3 separate regions of the Mus musculus genome follow, and regions 1 and 2 are each linked to region 3. Evidence: chromatin loops called from intact Hi-C (ENCODE). Cell type or tissue: left cerebral cortex. All regions are shown on one strand. Region 1 holds the start of Cdh20 (cadherin 20). Region 2 has its middle 220 kb from the start of Gm41924. Region 3 has its middle 97 kb from the start of Gm41924.

Region 1 (2,500 bases), 540 kb after region 3:
AAGGAGTTTAAACATTTAAATGCGGTTTTTAAACTGCATTTAAAGAATTAACCCATTTTGCCCCTCGCTGGTCTAAACCACGGGGTGCCAACCGGACTTTAATTGCTTTCTTCTGGTGTGGTTCCAGACAGCTCCTCAGAAGGAAGGAGCGCACATTCCTGGCACCAATTGGCTAATTCAATTTACTTCAACGGCATTAGCCTCTGTCAGAATATTCATGAGCGGGGAAACAAGACCCGCGGTACACGCAGGAGGCAGCCACTCGGGCTAGAAAACGCGCGAAGGAGGGGAAGAAGCGGACCGCGCGCTGGTCTTAAAGGACGGTGACCAGAAGAACCAGGCAGCTCTTTTCACCCTCCTGGCAGAGAGCTGAGGGCCGTGGGCATCAGCGGATTTGCTGCTCTTGTCATCAGCTCTCCACTGCCAGAGATCGAGCGGAGACTTTGGAAACATCCGAAGGCTGTAAAGCTGTGACACTTTTGACTTGGGGGGAAGGGGGTGGGGCGGGGGCACAGAGGCGAGCTGAGGCGAAGGGACTCGGCAGGACACCCGTTCGCCCAATGAGGAAGGCAGCGATATGAGCTGGACACCCGCCACTACGGAGTCTCCACGTCTCTGGAGAGTCGCCGGCTGTGCCAGGTAAAGCTGAGGGCTCCCGTCGGTCCCCATGCATCTGGCCCCAGGCACAAGAGGTCACTCTGGGGAAGCCAGGTGCACTGTGCACAGTCCAGCTCTGCTTAGCGCCTTCCCCTCAACTCTCCGCCGCCTAGGGGACCTCCCTGCCGACCTGGGTTCCACTTCCTGGGACTTTTCGGGGACAGGGTGCAGGAAGGGATGTACTCAGCTAGTGGCATGCTCTGTGTGTAAGAAAGCTGCTGCACAGCGGAATAGCCAGGCAGGTGGAGGGTGCTGTGCACTGGAATGTGCTCGCTGGATGATGGTGACATGGGGAGCGCGGGGTGCCAGAGCGCTTAACCTGGGCGCTTCGCTTCCCTTGAGGTCACCAGCATCTCCATACTGCCAAGGGAGAGGATGCCCGAGTCCCCAACGAGGTAGTTGTGCTCAGAGCTGAGGATCCTAGGCACCCAGTGACCGATCCTGGCTCTGGGATGAGAGGCGCCGCTGCAACAAAGCTCAGCGGTGGGAGGAGAATGTGGTGTGGTGGTGACTCTAGTCCCTGCCACCTGCCGGACATCACCAACTCCCCGGATTTCCTGTCTCACAGTCCTGGCAATCCCTGGGAAAGCTCTTAATGGAGCGCGGGTGGTTTGAGCTCTGCTTGTCCTGCTGGTGGTGTTTGGAAGAGCCCGGAGGTGATGGGGCGAGTAAAGGAGTCAGAGAAGGTGAAACATTCAGATCTACAAAGAAAATGCCTCCGCGATATCGCAAACTGTCCTTAGCACTAAGACAGAAGCTTTGCTGGCCTCCAAGCTGTGGCAGCTGAATATGGGAAGGGGGTGGGGGGGGGGGGAGGGTTACAGCTTTAAGGCAACGCCAGAGTCTTTTAGTGATTTCCTAGCTGAGCTTATGTACGGGAGGAGGAAGTGGGGCTGGAACCCTGGCACGCGAGAATAGAGGAGTTAAGCGCTGGGTAGATTCGTAGATTCGGAGTTTACTGTGAAATCAAAACAATTATTATTAACGTTGTTTTTACATGCTTGGACATCAGGAAGATTGGAGTTTGGGACTTTGATAATAGCAGGGAAATTGAGTCTGTAAGCGCTGTCCCTCACATAATGTAAGCGGACCTCCTCTGGTCTCTGATTTGCCTCCATCAAAGAAAACAAATGCCTCAGAATTGTAGTGTCAGGGACCTGGCAGAGGATTGTGAACTGTATCTAGCTGAGAACAGCACAAACAACAGAAAGTCTTAACAGTAATGCAAGGCACTGTTTCCCTATCCACAATCCGTCCTGTCTCTTCTCAAGGTGGAGGCAGAGCCACCCTGAACTCCATACTTGACCCAGCTTTTCCTTCTGCTGCCCCGGGTACTCACTTGCTTCCAGTTACAGAACCCCTACAGCCTTTTGAGCTTCCTAGTGTGAGCAACCTTCCCTTTAGTTTTAGGAGGAAGCCTCAAGGACACCTGAGGTTGGTTGCTACCCTCTTGGCTTAGCCCTTGATCAGATCTGTTCCAGGGCACAGGCTTGGCCCTGCTGAGGAAGCAGAAAACAAGGCAGGACTATGGAAGTCCTGGCAGTCACTGCGTGCAGGAGATGAGGTCAAACCTCTGTGCTGCCCACATCCTTTCCTGCCAAAGAAGAAAGAGAGACAAATAGTGTGCAAGTAGGACATAGATAAATGAAATCAAGCTCCTAGAGTCAGCTGGGCTGTGGCCACTGACTTTGGGGTGACCTTTACTGTGCTTCCGATTTCCCCTTTGCCAACGCACTGAGCAGTCTTTCTGATGGGACTCTACTCAGGAGATGGTCTAATTTTGTATTTTAGAAAGTGCTTTGAGCACACTGAGAAAGGACAGTCTATAAACTACGACATGTTA
Region 2 (2,500 bases), 120 kb before region 3:
ACACATTCTTTTCTCCTTATAAAATGCTCAATTTCAAGTGGATCAAGGACCTCCACATAAAACCAGATACATTGAATCTAATAGAAGGGAAACGGGGGAAGAGCCTGGAATACTCATGGAAGAACTTCCTGAACAGAATGCCAATGACTTGTGCTTCAAGAGCAACAATCGACAAATGGGACCTTATAAAATTGAAATGTTTTTGTAAAGCAAAGGACACTGAAAATAGGACAAAAGGCCAACCCATAGATTGGAAATATGTATATATTTATTAACCCTAAATCAGATTAAGGGCTAATATGGAACATATACAAAGAACTCAAGAAAGTAGACCCCAGAGTAACATATAGAGCAAAATATAGAATTCTAAACTGAGAAATCTTAAATGATTGAATGAGAAGCACTTAAAGGAATGTTCAATATTCTTAATCTTCAGGGAAATGCAAATCAAATTGACCCTGAGATCCCACCTCACTCCAATAGAAATGGCTAACATCATAAACACAGGTGACAGCAGAGGTTGACAAGGATGTGTAGAAAGAGAAACAGTCTGCCATTGCTGGTGGGACTGCAAGCTGGTAAAACCGATTTGGAAATCAATATGGCAGTTCTTGAGATAATTGGAAATAATATTACCTGAGGACCCAGCTATACTACTCCTGAGCATATACCCAAAAGCTGCTCCAATACATAACAAGGACACATGCTCCTCTATGTTCATAGCAGCCTTATTTATGATATACTGAAGCTGGAAACAACCAAACATCCCTCAGCAGCAGAATGGATGCAGAAAATGTGTTACATATACACAATGGAGAACTACATAGAGATTAAACACAAATCAGTCTAGAAGTTACTCAGAAAATTAGACATAGTACTACCTGAGGAACCTACTTTACTGCTCATGGAAATATACCAAAAAGATCCTCCAACATATACCAAGGATACATGCTATACTATCTTCATATCAGCCTTATTTATAATAACCAGAATCTGAAAAGAACCCAGATGTCCTTCAACAGAGAAATGGCTACAAAAAAAAAAAAAAAAAAAAAAAGAAAAAGAAAAACACCAAAACAAAACAACAACAACAACAACAAAATGTGGTGTATTTACACAATGGAGTGTTACTCAGCTATTAAAAACAATGACTTCATGAAATTCTTAGCCAAATGGATGGAACCAGAAAATATCATCCTGAGTGAGGTAACCCAATCACAATGGAACACATATGACATGTACTCGCTGGTAAGTGGATATTAGCCCCAAAGCTCAGAATTCCCAAGATACTATTCACAGACCACATGAAGCTCAAAGTGTGGATGATTCATTCCTTAAAAGGATGCACAAAGTATTCGTGGGAGGAAATATGTAGACAAAGTGTGAAGCAGAGACTGAAGGAAAGGCCATTCAGAAACTGCCCCACCTGTGGATCCATCCCATATATAGACACCAAACCTAGATACTATTGCAGATGCCACGAATTACTTGCTGAAAGCAGCCTGATATAACTGTCTTCTGAGGAGCTCTGTCAGAACCATACAAATACAGAGGCTTGTAGCTAACCATTAGATTGAGCACGGGCTCCTCAATGGAAGAGTTAGGTAAAGGAGTGAAGGAGCTGAAAGGGTCTGCCAGCCCATAGGAAGAAGTAGAATATCAACCAACCAGACCCATACCCTCCCCTCTAGAGCTCCTAAGGACTAAACCACCAACCAAAGAGTGCACATGGAGTGACCCACTGATTCAGCAGCATATGTAACAAAGAATGGACTTTTAGGGCATCAGTGTGCAGAGATGCCACTGGTCCTGTGGAGGCTAGATGCCCCAGGTTAAGGGAATGCCAGGACATGGAAGTACGAATGGACAGATGGGAGGGGGAACACCCACATAGTAGGAGGGGGCAGAGGGATGGGATGGGGGATTCTGGAGAGGAAACTTGGAAAGGGGATAACATTTGAAATGTAAATAAAGAAAATACCCAATAAAAGAAAAGAAAAATGTAAACAATGAGTACATGAATTTCACATGCAAATGGATGGAATGAGAAAATATCATCTTGAGTGAGATAACCAAGACACAAAAGAATACACATGGCATGTACTTACTAATAAGTGGATACTAGCCCAAAAGCTCACAATGCCCACAACCCACAGACCATATGAAGCATGGAAGTAAAGAAAACTAGGTTGTGGATGCTTCAGTTTTGCATTAGGGAGAAACAGGATAATTGTGGGAGGTGGAGGGACAGGGGATCCTGGGAGGGAGACAGGAGGGTAGGAATAAGGGTGGCAAAATCAGGGACTGGATGAGATGGGAGAGAGGTACAGAGGATAATTAAATCAAGCAATAATATGTCGCAGGGGGGATGAGGAGCAGGGGATAGCCACTTGAAGGTCCCAGACTCCAGGGAATGTGAGACTCCCAGGACCCAATTGGGATGGCTTTAGCTGAAATGCTCAGAGAAGGGGCAAATAGAACCTGTTGACTTCACCTCCAG
Region 3 (2,500 bases):
GTTTTACAACACACGCTCTCTGTGCCAACAGACTGTTAGGCCCAGGAGTAGAAATACTTTTGGTGATCACCTCAACACATTCAGAGGATAAGAAAAAATACTGGAAGCACTGTGTCACCCTAAACTTTCAGAATCATGAATCAAATTAGGTTCACTTCCACTTTGTCTAGTGCTGTGACCTTTCTTACAACGATGAATCTCTGTATAATCCTTAGCTTCTCCATTAGCATTGGCTTCTAAGCTGTACTAATTCTAACTGGTAGAAAGTATATCTATCCTGCAAACACCAGTGATTTACATTATAGACAAACAACACTTGGCAGTTAAGTTCTATAGTGGGTGTAATAGTGCCAATTCTTTACCTTCATAACATTAGATAGGACTTGTGTCAAGCTACATCAAAATCACATATGATGGAATGTCGGACTAGGTTGTCTCCATGGTTCTTAGCCTCAAATAGCCTACATAATGCTATTATGTTATTATGGGATGAGGGCTTATTCTTTGCCTTGTTCTGTAAAATAATCCTGTTTTGGCACACCAGAAAAAAAAACTGCAAGTTACACATTAAAAAGAGATAATAAATATCAGTACAATTATATTCATGTATATATTTGTGTAAATTTGTGTATCACTGAGGAAAGCAAGGAGACAGAGAAATCAATGGGGGAAAGGTCATGGGAAGTCTTTATCTCCTAAACAGAGATCATCCATTTTTTTTTTCCAGAGACCATCATTTCCTCATCTAAACTCTGTGAGGGAAAATAAATTATGACTGGTCCCTCGAAACTCATAACCTTTACAATCTGTTTTTATTTGCAGAGAGCAGCCCCACGTGCTTCAATTTAGTCTTCCTTTCCTCTCTTTTAATTAAAATAGTACTGTTTTCCCCTGAGCTCTTAAAATCAGCAGTTACTCAGCATAATTCACTACATGGCTATTTATGATAGAAGTGATGTTCATTCCGAATCTCATAGTGAAGTGAGAAGGTGACAAATAATCACACCTTAATCAGCTGGGGCTTAGATAAATGCAGGAATATTGATAGCATTTACGGTTTTCACAACAGCATGCAGTGTGACAGCAAAACACTTGGAAATATAAGCAGTGGATGTTAATTAATGATAAATCACAACAGAACTCCCTTAACTTTACATGGTGCCCATGTAAAATCTCTAATAACTTACAATTCTTGATGTGATTCCCCCAGCATGTCACATGGAGTGTAGTCATTTGTAGCTCAGTTTGATTTGCAGCATAAGAGTTATTTCAGAAGCACAAGACAATTTTGGCAATGTGCGCTCCTTATGGCTATTACAACAGTATTCTTTGTACCCGGCATTTCAAGCTCTTCTAGAGTCAAGTTAGAGACTCAAGTATGTAACTGATAACTAATTGTATGGTGAATAAACATTGCCACACAGGAAATACACAAATACATTCTTTCCGGGAAATAGTAAGTACAAAGTAGTTTCTTAATTGCTAGTTCATAGCTTCCTGGTCTCAGATGTCATGATTTTGAGTTCTTAATGCTCTAATATTAGACTAATTGCATCCTTGAAATCTAATTGTTCCATTCCAGCACTGACAGCCACAGTGTTCTGTCAAATGCTTCCTGGGGAGTTTCAAGAAGGAAGGGACAAGAAGAGACTTTTAATAGCGAACTCAAAAGTTTGAGGATACTGAACCCTACTTGCAGAATTTCTTAAAGCCGTTAAATTTCAAGAGAAGATGTAGCGTGCAGCATGTTAATGATACCTCCTGTGCTTAAAGCCCTTCCACTCAGTGTTATGTTAGATAAATGACTCACAAAATGCTAATTGGATTCTACTGGCCTCTCTACCCAACCACTAATTTATGCCCTCAAATTAGCTCTTGTTAATCTACGTGTACATATCAGCTGCAAAACTATGAGATACAAATAAACAGAAAATGAGGCATAGTTTTTCCAGAGCCATCTTTTCATTTCCCTGCCCACATTTTCCACATACAGGAATTGGAGTCAGAGAATGAGGGGCCAGTGATCTCAGCTGAAATGAAGGGCTTCATTTGCCTCTTTCTATGCAAACCCAGCCTGTGATGCCAGATACAAATTTCTTCCTGTTGAAAATATCACAGGAGCAGCTGCTCCTCCGCTATTTTGAGTGGATTTTCTGAGAACAGCTTGTAGCTCAATATTGTATATGGTGGATGGTTTGCAAAAGTCTGGCTGTAGGTGGGGAGTACGTAAAAACCTAACAACCAGTGTGAGTTTCAGTATCTGACAGGCAGAGCACAGCGGGTGGGAAATGGGCATTGCTCTGTAGTGCTTAGACTGTAAAAGCACAACTACACTAGTGGCAAATGTGTTTACCACTTTTATTCATCTAACTCAAGTTTAATACTTCTAATCTGCTAGAGTAATTTTAAGTGGCAAAAAAACAGAACTTAGTGTTAAAGAAAACTGAAAGAATCCCAAAAAGAGAAAGAAGAGAAAAATAGCTTTAACTGTAAGTGGAAG

What was found. A loop is a pair of places that touch in the nucleus more often than their neighbours do. Peaks named below come from ENCODE experiments on the same cell type or tissue, not always from the same donor. Only the 100,000 strongest peaks of a DNase experiment are listed, where the experiment ranks them.
Region 1: a loop joins it to region 3, with 4 times the contacts of the local background. A loop is called at or near these places in 4 of 42 quality-filtered maps.
Region 2: a loop joins it to region 3, with 2.1 times the contacts of the local background. A loop is called at or near these places in 2 of 42 quality-filtered maps.

What each region holds. Positions count from the first base shown.
Region 1 is chr1:104,768,260-104,770,759 of GRCm38, forward strand. It overlaps Cdh20 (cadherin 20), which reads left to right and starts at 261. Exons shown (of 12, transcript NM_011800.5): 1 at 261-639. In left cerebral cortex, a CTCF peak has its summit at 1,221 (motif pointing left); DNase peaks (open chromatin) are centred at 277, 656, 873, 1,142 and 3 more places; H3K4me3 peaks cover 2,500 bases; H3K27ac peaks cover 2,500 bases.
Region 2 is chr1:104,104,397-104,106,896 of GRCm38, forward strand. No RefSeq gene overlaps it. Among named protein-coding and RNA genes, the nearest start is that of Gm41924, 220 kb to the right of the region's middle. In left cerebral cortex, no CTCF peak of the experiment used is centred here; a DNase peak (open chromatin) is centred at 1,426.
Region 3 is chr1:104,224,930-104,227,429 of GRCm38, forward strand. No RefSeq gene overlaps it. Among named protein-coding and RNA genes, the nearest start is that of Gm41924, 97 kb to the right of the region's middle. In left cerebral cortex, no CTCF peak of the experiment used is centred here; DNase peaks (open chromatin) are centred at 1,246 and 2,151; H3K27ac peaks cover 1,520 bases.